Regions from separate parts of the Homo sapiens genome. Here region 2 is linked to region 1. A link is an interaction called in ENCODE POLR2A ChIA-PET data of the cell type or tissue named here. Cell type or tissue: OCI-LY7. All regions are shown on one strand. Links, peaks and the distances in the headings refer to the core of each region. The heading gives the core; the rest is flanking DNA.

Region 1 (4,400 bases), core at 74-4,073:
CCTTATGTCTACAAAAAATACAAAAATTAGCCAGGTGTGGTAGTGTATACCTATAGTCCCAGCTACTTGGGAGGCTGAGGTGGGAGGATGGCTTGAGCCCAGAGGAGGAGGTTGCAGTGAGCCAAGATTGCAAGATCGTGCCACTGCACTCCAGCCTGGGTGACAGAGCCAGACCCTGTGTCAAAAAAAAAGCAAACAAACAAACAAAAAAAAACCCCATAATAGACTGATGGATGGATAGAGGGATACAAAAATTAGCTGAGTGTGGGCCGGGCGCGGTGGCTCATGCCTGTAATCCCAGCACTTTGGGAGGCCGAGGCAGGCGGATCACGAGGTCAGGAGATCGAGACCATCCTGGCTAACACAGTGACACCCCCATCTCTACTAAAAATATAAAAAATTAGCCAGGCGTGGTGGCGGGTGCCTGTAGTCCCGGCTACTCTGGAGGCTGAGGCAGGAGAATGGCGTGAACCCGGGAGATGGAGCTTGCGGAGCCGAGATTGCGCCACTGCACTCCAGCCTGGGCAACAGAGCGAGACTCCGTCTCAAAAAAAAAAAAAAAAAAAAAATTAGCTGGGTGTGATGGTGTGCTCCCTGTAGTCCTAGCTACTTAGGAGCCTGATTTGGGAGGATCACTTGAGCCCAGGAGGCAGAAGTTGCAGTGAGCCTTAATCACGCCACTGCACTCCAGCCTAGGTGATAGAGCCAGACCCTGTCTCCCCGATCGCCCCACAAAATAGAATCAAAGTGTAGGTAAATGAATGTTCATTGCACAATTATTTGAATTTTTATGTACGTTTGAAATTTTTCCTATTATTTAGGGAAAATAAAGGGAGACATCTTCTGGAAGAAATTGGTATTACTGATTGGCTCAGAAAGGCAAGCGCAAGAAAACTTTTTTTTTTTTTTTTGGTTTTTGTTGTTTTGAGACAGCGTCTCCCTCTGTTGCCCAGGCTGGAGTGCGGTGGAGAGATCACAGGACACTGCAGCCTCAAATTCTTGGGCTCAAGTGATCCTCCCACCTCAGCCTCTCAAGTAGCTGGGACTACAGGCATGTGCCTGGCTAATTATTTTTATTTTTTGTAGAGGTGAGGGTTTAGCTTTGTTGCTCAGGCTGGTTTCGAACTCCTGGCTTCAAGCGATCCTCCCACCTCAGCCTCCCAGTGTTGGGATTACAGATGTGAGCTACTGTGCCTGGCCAAAATATGGTTTAAAAATATGATTTGGTATGGAATGATTGCTTATTTTTTACATACCCCATTGGTTCTTTCTCCTGTGCCCAAGCTGAAAATCTTCCTTCTCTTCCACTAACTTCTTACTTAGATTTTACTTTCTGAATAAGAATCAGTAAACTTTTTCTGTAAATGGCCAGAGGGTAAATATTTTAGGTTCTATGGGCTAAGGGGCAAAATTGAAGATTTTATGTAGATACTTGTAGAAAAACAGGGAAAACTAATTTCCACAACATTTTCACTGATGAAATTCAAAATATAATAATATCGAGTACAAATTTTTGTAAATCAGGTATGCTAATCAGAAGAATGAAATTCTTTTTGTGGGGAGATGGAGAATAACATTTTTCTTAATTAGGTTTCAAAGTTCTTATTCCCTATCAAAATCTATTGCAAATGTTCATCTGTCAATCATGATCTGTAATGAAATTTTACAGATTTTATCTTTGAAAAATATATTTTCACACATGTAGGCACTGCCCAATATGATGTCAATCCAAGGGCATATGATTTAAATTAAGTATATTATGCTCTTGGAAAACAATTACAGAAACATATTATTCTCTTCATATCTGCCTTTTAGCATGTCAGATGAATCATTTCTAACTGATGGTTAGGTGGAAGCTCTTCAGTTGCACAGTTAAATGGATTTTGAAATATGGAAATTTCCTTTGTGTTTGCAGAGATCCGTAAAACACCACTAAAACTGTAGTTTGAGCTTGAAAAATATAACCACTGCAAACTTGTGTGAGGATAGAGAGCTTGCTTTTTGTTTTAACTTGTGACTCAAATAATGTTAGTTGTCAAAATGACTTCATCACAGTAAGTTTTGCATGTCAGTACTGTTTTGCTTTGTAATTTATGTTGACTTTATTAGGATGCATCATCAAATGATCAAAATTAGCAAACTAGCAAAAATGAATTTCAAAGTCATTCAGTCAGTGATGTAAAATAAATAAAATCCTGAGCCCTCTGCCAACTGCATGAACGTACCCTCATGGCCAAGGTGACCCCAGAAAAACCTTTAAAACAGAGTTCCTGATCATAACAGGACAGGAGGGCAGACATGCCTCATTAAACTCCCTCCCTTTTGAAGTTTAGACACAACAACCGACCAGCATTGATGTTAAAGAAGAGATATCAAGACTGACAGAAAGGACTTTTTGTGGCAAAAAGGTATCAAAAGATAAACAAGACCCAAGGCCATGCCAGGTAAGGGTTAAGTCATATACCCCTACACTTAAAGAATAAACTGTGTTCTAACTGCCCCAGGGTTTTCCTTTTTCTCTAACAGCTAAACCATCACTGGCCTACAGATAAGCAATATTAAAACAACTGTAGCTCACCATCAGACACTGAATAACTGATCCCCGTTCCACCAGCTTTGATTGGATAAGAGACTGATTTCAGTAACTTTCTCCTGATAAGAAGACCGCCAACCATGGACTGATTCTGGCAGGCTTTCAGAGGCTGCACACTTGCATGACTTCGTGTCTTGAAAAGAGCTTTTGACATATAGGACCTAATTATAATACATTTAAGTATTAAATATCCACTCCAAAGTGAACATCGGTAATATGTTACATGCATGTTTGTTCAATACCTATGTGTCAGGATCACCTTTATGAATATTCAGAGTTTCTCCAGTAACCTGTTGAATGTGTACGTTTAACCAAACTGTTCAGCATAAAGCTCCTACCCCAACCACTCCTCCTTTGAAGTGCCCGTCTCTAGTCTTTCTGGAGGCTATCCTTCTCAGCCTATGGGATGGACACCTTGCAGGCTGTAAACCTTTTTTTTTTTTGAGACGGAGTTTTGTTCTTGTCGCCCGGGCTGCAGTGCAATGGCACAATCTCAGCTCACTGCAACCTCCTCTTCCCAGTTTCAAGCGATTCTCCTGCCTCAGCCTCCTGAGTAGCTGGGATTACAGGCACCCGCCACCATGCCTGGCTAATTTTTTTTTTTTTTTTTGTATTTTTAGTAGAGAAGGGATTTCACCATGTTGGCCAGGCTGGTCTCAAACTCCTGACCTCAGGTGATCCGCCCGCTTTGGCCTCCCAAAGTGCTGTGATTACAGGCATAAGCCATCACACCTGGCTGGCTGTAAGCCTTTATAAAACATAAAATCTTCTTTCTAAATTTATAGGTCTCATGATTTGTAAAGGTAACAGTGGTTAAGAGAAATTCTTTTCATTTAGAAAAATTTCAATCTTGGCTCTCAAAAAACATCACAATAAAATGTTATCACTGCTAAGTCATCAAATGCTATGTGGCAGGGCAAGGTAGGATATTCTGCCATTTTGACCAAAAATTCATGGACTAACAACAGTTAAGTCCATGAGGATGAATGAATTGTATCATTGATACTGCAGATTCAATAATATCTGTACATGGTAAGTTCAAATGTTTTCCACAAACTGTTTTTTAATAATCAAATGATGTCATAACCATAGGATTTAAACACCTTATATTTTCATAAGCATTGTAAATCTGTCAAACTAAGCCTTTCTCTTTTTATATCATCAGTTGCAATATAGCAAAGCGATTCTACTTCAGGTGTACTTAATTAGTGTTTTTTCACCTTCGTTAAAAATATTCTCAGCTGTTTCATGCAGCTGTTTTGGAGCTAATTCTTCAGTCCATTCAATCATTGACTCCTTGAATATATAGGAACAAATGAGCAACATCAATAACACCTGTCAATTCAGTACAAGCTAAGGAAAACCATTCAAAATCACTTGCCTTGCTTTTTTTTTCTAATCAAAAAAAAATTTTTTTTTTCTAATCAAAAAAAATTTTTTTTTTAGAAATGGGATCTCCTGTGTTGCCTAGGCTGGATTTGAACTCCTGGGCTGACTCAGTTCCCTGAGTAGCTAGGACTACAGGCATAGGCCACCTCATGTGGCTAACTTGCCTTGTTTTACTATTGATGTTTGTGTCCTGTGTCCTTAACACTTTAAGCAGCTGTTCTCACCTAAAGGCTAATAGTTTTAAGTAAGTTTCTTTTTCTTTTTTTAATTTAAAAATTAAAAAATTTTTAATTAACTTTTTTTAAATTAAAAAAAATTATTAATTATTTTTAATAGACAGGATCTTGCTATGCTGTCCAGGCTGGTCTTGAACTCCTGGTCTCAAGTGATCCTCCTGCCTTGGCCTCCCAAAGCGCTG
Region 2 (4,400 bases), core at 1-4,000, 61 kb after region 1:
TATACCCTATTTTTCTATTTTAAAGTTAAGTGCCTCACTTGCTGTCCATAGTTAGACAAAGAAAAACCAATTTCCACTGCACTAGTACCAAAATACTACTTTATACATTAGTTTTTCATAAAAGCTGCTGGAATGTCATGATTCAGTATTACCTAAATAGATTTCTGCTAAAATCCTCTCCCTCCTGTCTTTTTTAAGTTATGGAAAAACACAACTAAATTCATTTGATCATCAGCACTTGTTAGCAGGATTTCCTTTTTTACCTTTGCCTTGTTTCTTTAGCCCACAAATAGTACTCAGCATACTTTCATTAAAAATTTGGCACAATATGATAATTGTTAATATTCTGTTCTTCGTCTGTGTTTTATTTAACTTTTACTAGTGTTTAGAAGTGCAAGAATATTAAATAGCCCCTTCCTTAACTGTACATATTATCTTGAATGTAGATAAAATGAAAATACTGTAAATTAGAGTGTAGGAAAACTGGCATAGAGTTAATATATTTTAATGGGTTTACATTATACTTTAAAAGTAATTTATATAATTAAAATATTTGGTTTTAACTCTATGGGCTATTCTTTGGTTGGCTGAAGAGGGAATGGGTCTAGTAAGGTTTGGAAAGTTAAGCTTTGAACATGGTCTTTGTGTTTTTTTCCTAACAAGGAAAGGTTTAGTTCAGCTGTGCTATTTTAGTACACATCAGTTCTCTTGATTTATGGAAGATTCAGTTTATCAATTAAGAATTCCTGCAGAAGCACAGAATCATACCATGTAAGAGTTGGAAGGAAGCTTAAGAGATTTCTGTTCGAATCTCTTTGTTTCAAAGATGAAACTAAAGCACAGCATGTTAAATGACTTGTCTAAGTTATAGCTAGTTAGTAGTAAATAAACTGAAAACCTATATGCTACTGTAGTCCAAAATTTTATTATGTCCTCTTAATCTTTACATTTAGTGAGTCAGTAAGGAAATCTCTGCATATTTCTCATTCTCTTTGAAAGAGGAAAAAAACTTCTAAGAGAGCTACAACTCTATCACTCATGACAGAGTTGCTTGTAGAAAATAACTAATTCCTTCAGAACCCTGAGTGAATTTTTTCTAAGAAATGTGACTTGATTAAAATGGTTTCAAAAGAGCAATAGTGGAAATTAAAGTTTTAGAAAAGAGACCTGGCGTGGTGGTTGACAACTGTAATCCCAGTGCTTTGGGAGGCTGAGGCCAGAGGATCACTTGAGGCCAGGAGTTCAAGACCAGCCTGGACAACATAGCAAGACCCCCCTCTCTACAAAAAAAATTTTTTTCTGAAAAGAATAAGTACATTTTAGAGTCCATTTATTTGACGACAGGCAGTATGACAGGTTGCTGAGGTATATAAAATTTTCTAGAGAAATGCTGAGTTTGATGACATTTTATCTTCAGTTTTGTAGAACAGATGTTAAAATGTTAACTCTCCTGGTGTGCAGAAAGCTGTAATCATGACAGTTGATAATATGCAATTTAGTTTGATTTTATAGGTTTAATTATAAAAGGCTTCACAATATGCATGTTTTAGGAAAATGTTCATTTATTTAGTCATATAATCGTTTGTATATATGTAAATAACTTTATTCTGGAATAATGTGGGTGCCATCTTGAGCGTGTGTTTTTATCTGTTTTGGATTATTTTTTGTATACAAACACCATAATACTGTATTTTCCTGTTATCTACTTAAGTCTAGTTCTACTTTTTCCCAATAATTTCAGGAAAATACAAGCTTGAGATATTATACTATCTCCCTTGGTATTTTTTGTGTGCAAAGTCTTAGAATTGGATTTATAACATTGATAATAAAAATATAAAACGTTTTTCCTCGGGAGTTAAGATGGTAAAAAGAAAAAAATAGAATGAATATGATCATTTCTCCATCATAAAGGAAAGAAGAGACTTCATTGTGTGTGTGTTTTTTTTTTTTTTTTCGAGATAGAGTTTCACTGTTGTCACCCAGGCTGGTCTCAGCTCACTGCAACCTCCACTTCCTGGGTACAAGCGATTCTCCTGCCTCAGCTTCCTGTGTAGCTGGGATTACAGGTGTGCAACCACAAGGCTCGGCTAATTTTTTTGTATTTTTAGTAGAGATGGGGTTTCACCATGTTGGCCAGGCTGGTCTCGAACTCCTGACCTCAAGTGATCCACCCACCTCGGCCTCGCAAAGTGCTGAGATTACAGGTGTGAGCCACTGTGCCCAGCCGAGACTTCATTGTTTAATGTATATTTTTATTTTTTCCAAACACCAGCTCGAATCAGAGTATATTTTTATTTTGCCACATACCTTTAAAAGGTATTTATTGTGTCATAATGTTTTAAATGTTAAATATATGATACCCTCATTCATGAAGTGAAGCAGAAAGGGTCTGTAAGGAACATTCTAAACATTTTTAATGATATTGCTTTTACTGATCAAGCTTGTTGTGCCATATTAAAATTAAAAGTCAAATAAACAAAGCAGTCCTCACAGCCTTGGAAAGAAATAGATAATTGTCTTCTTAAGATGAGGTGCTTTTTATCTGTGGATGAATGGAAATCACACTGAATTTTAATTCTTATTTATTTTAGTGGATAGCAGGAATCACTCTGTAGTAGTTGTGTTCATTTTCTTTTCTTTTTCTTTTCTTTTTTTTGAGAGAGTCTCGCTCTGTCACCAGGCTGGAGTGCAGTGGCGTGATCTCGGCTCACTGCAACCTCCATCTCCTGGGTTCAAGTGATTCTCCTGCCTCATCCTCCCGAGTAGCTAAGACTACAGGCACACGCCACCATGCCCAGCTAATTTTTATATTTTTAGTAGAGATGGGGTTTCACCATGTTGGCCAGGATGGTCTCAATCTCTTGACCTCGTGATCCACCCAGTTTGGCCTCCCAAAGTGCTGGGATTACAGGCGTGAGCCACTACACCTGGCCTTGTTCATCTTCTAATTAAATATCTTTGAATGTTTTGTAATAATTTTAATGTTGACAATAAGAGTTTAAAAATAATTTGATTTTGGACTGTATTTAGATTTCTCTTTAATTTTGCTGTAGAAATAGTAAATGATTTAAAGTGGTTATGATGTGTTTTATGAAGGCTTACTATTTTATATTGTACTTATTTAATTTGTATTTGAGTCTGTCTAATTTTAAATAAAAGGTTTATACATTTGAGTGCTTCATCTGTTTATTTTAGTGATTAGTAGTAATGATTGTTATTCATTGTGCTTGTAATTAATGGATAAAGTTCAGAATAAATTGCAAATAGAACCCTACTAAGCAATGTCCAGAGTATTCTCATTATATAAGTGAATTTACAATAAAACAGCTTTTGCCTTATGAAAATGGATATGAAGTGGAAGGAATGCTAATTCAGTTTTATTCAGTATAGATTTCGTTACCTCTAGATACTCACTAGAATTCTCTAGACAGAGAAGAGCAGACATCCTTCAAAGAGCATAGATGACATCGTCCGGGGCTAGTGAAGGTAGTGAGTGTTGGGGGGTAAGTTGAGTAGAAGCCCTCTCATTTGACACTATTGGAACCTGTAGTTGGTTAGCGAATAAAAAAATTACAGCAGGGAGTCATAAAAGATTATATATATATGATATATATATGTATCTATGCATCATAAACTTTAAAATATTTTTATTGAAATATAATTGGCATATTTAAAGTGGACATTTAAAGGCATAATTATTTTTAATTTTTATTTCCTTTTTTAAAACTTTTAAGGCATATTTAAAGTTGCATATTTAAAGTGGACAATTTGGCTGGGCTTGATGGCTCATGCCTGTAATCCCAGCACTTTGGGAAGCCGAAGTGGGTGGATTACTTGAGGTCAAGAGTTTGAGACCAGCCTGGCCAACATGGCGAGACCCCATCTTTACTAAAAATACAAAAAGATTAGCCGGGCATTGGTGGTGGGTGCCTGTAATCCCAGCTACTTGGGAGGCTGAGGTAGGAGAATCGCTTGAACCCAGGAGGCGGAGGTTGCAGTGAACCAAGATTGCACCATTGTACTCCAGCCTGGGTGACAGAACGAAACTCCATCTCAAAAAAAGTACAAAAAAATAAAGCGGACAATTTGATAAATTTTGACACATTGTGCCCATAATACATCACAACAATCAAGATGGCAAACTTATCTATTCCAAGAGATTCCTCATTCCCTTCATGACACATCCTATTTTACCTGGTTTCTTTTACTTAGCATGATTATTTGAGATTCGTCTGATTGCTTTCTGAGTAGTATTTCATTGTATGTATTTGCCAAAATTTGTTTATCCATTAATCTGCTGATGGACATTTGGGTTATTGATACATTTTGGCTATTCGAACTGAAGCTGGTGTAAGCATTTGTGATTAAGTCTTTGTATGAACATGTGTTTTCATTTATTT

Evidence for each region. Peaks named below come from ENCODE experiments on the same cell type or tissue, not always from the same donor. Only the 100,000 strongest peaks of a DNase experiment are listed, where the experiment ranks them.
Region 2: POLR2A ChIA-PET joins it to region 1 with 17 read pairs; 5 of 35 experiments call an interaction of 5 or more read pairs at or near these places.

Annotation. Positions count from the first base shown.
Region 1 is chr3:101,706,676-101,711,075 of GRCh38, forward strand. LOC124909402 (a long non-coding RNA gene) reads left to right here and starts at 646. Exons shown (of 2, transcript XR_007095987.1): 1 at 646-2,444; 2 at 2,527-2,799. In OCI-LY7, for the core only: CTCF peaks have their summits at 837 and 1,043; no DNase peak of the experiment used is centred there.
Region 2 is chr3:101,767,390-101,771,789 of GRCh38, forward strand. It overlaps CEP97 (centrosomal protein 97), which reads left to right. Exons shown (of 11, transcript NM_024548.4): 11 at 1-3,173. Among named protein-coding and RNA genes, the nearest start is that of NXPE3, 9.6 kb to the right of the region's middle. RefSeq lists an enhancer at 2,160-2,239. In OCI-LY7, for the core only: no CTCF peak of the experiment used is centred there; a DNase peak (open chromatin) is centred at 2,052; H3K4me3 peaks cover 862 bases; H3K27ac peaks cover 2,899 bases.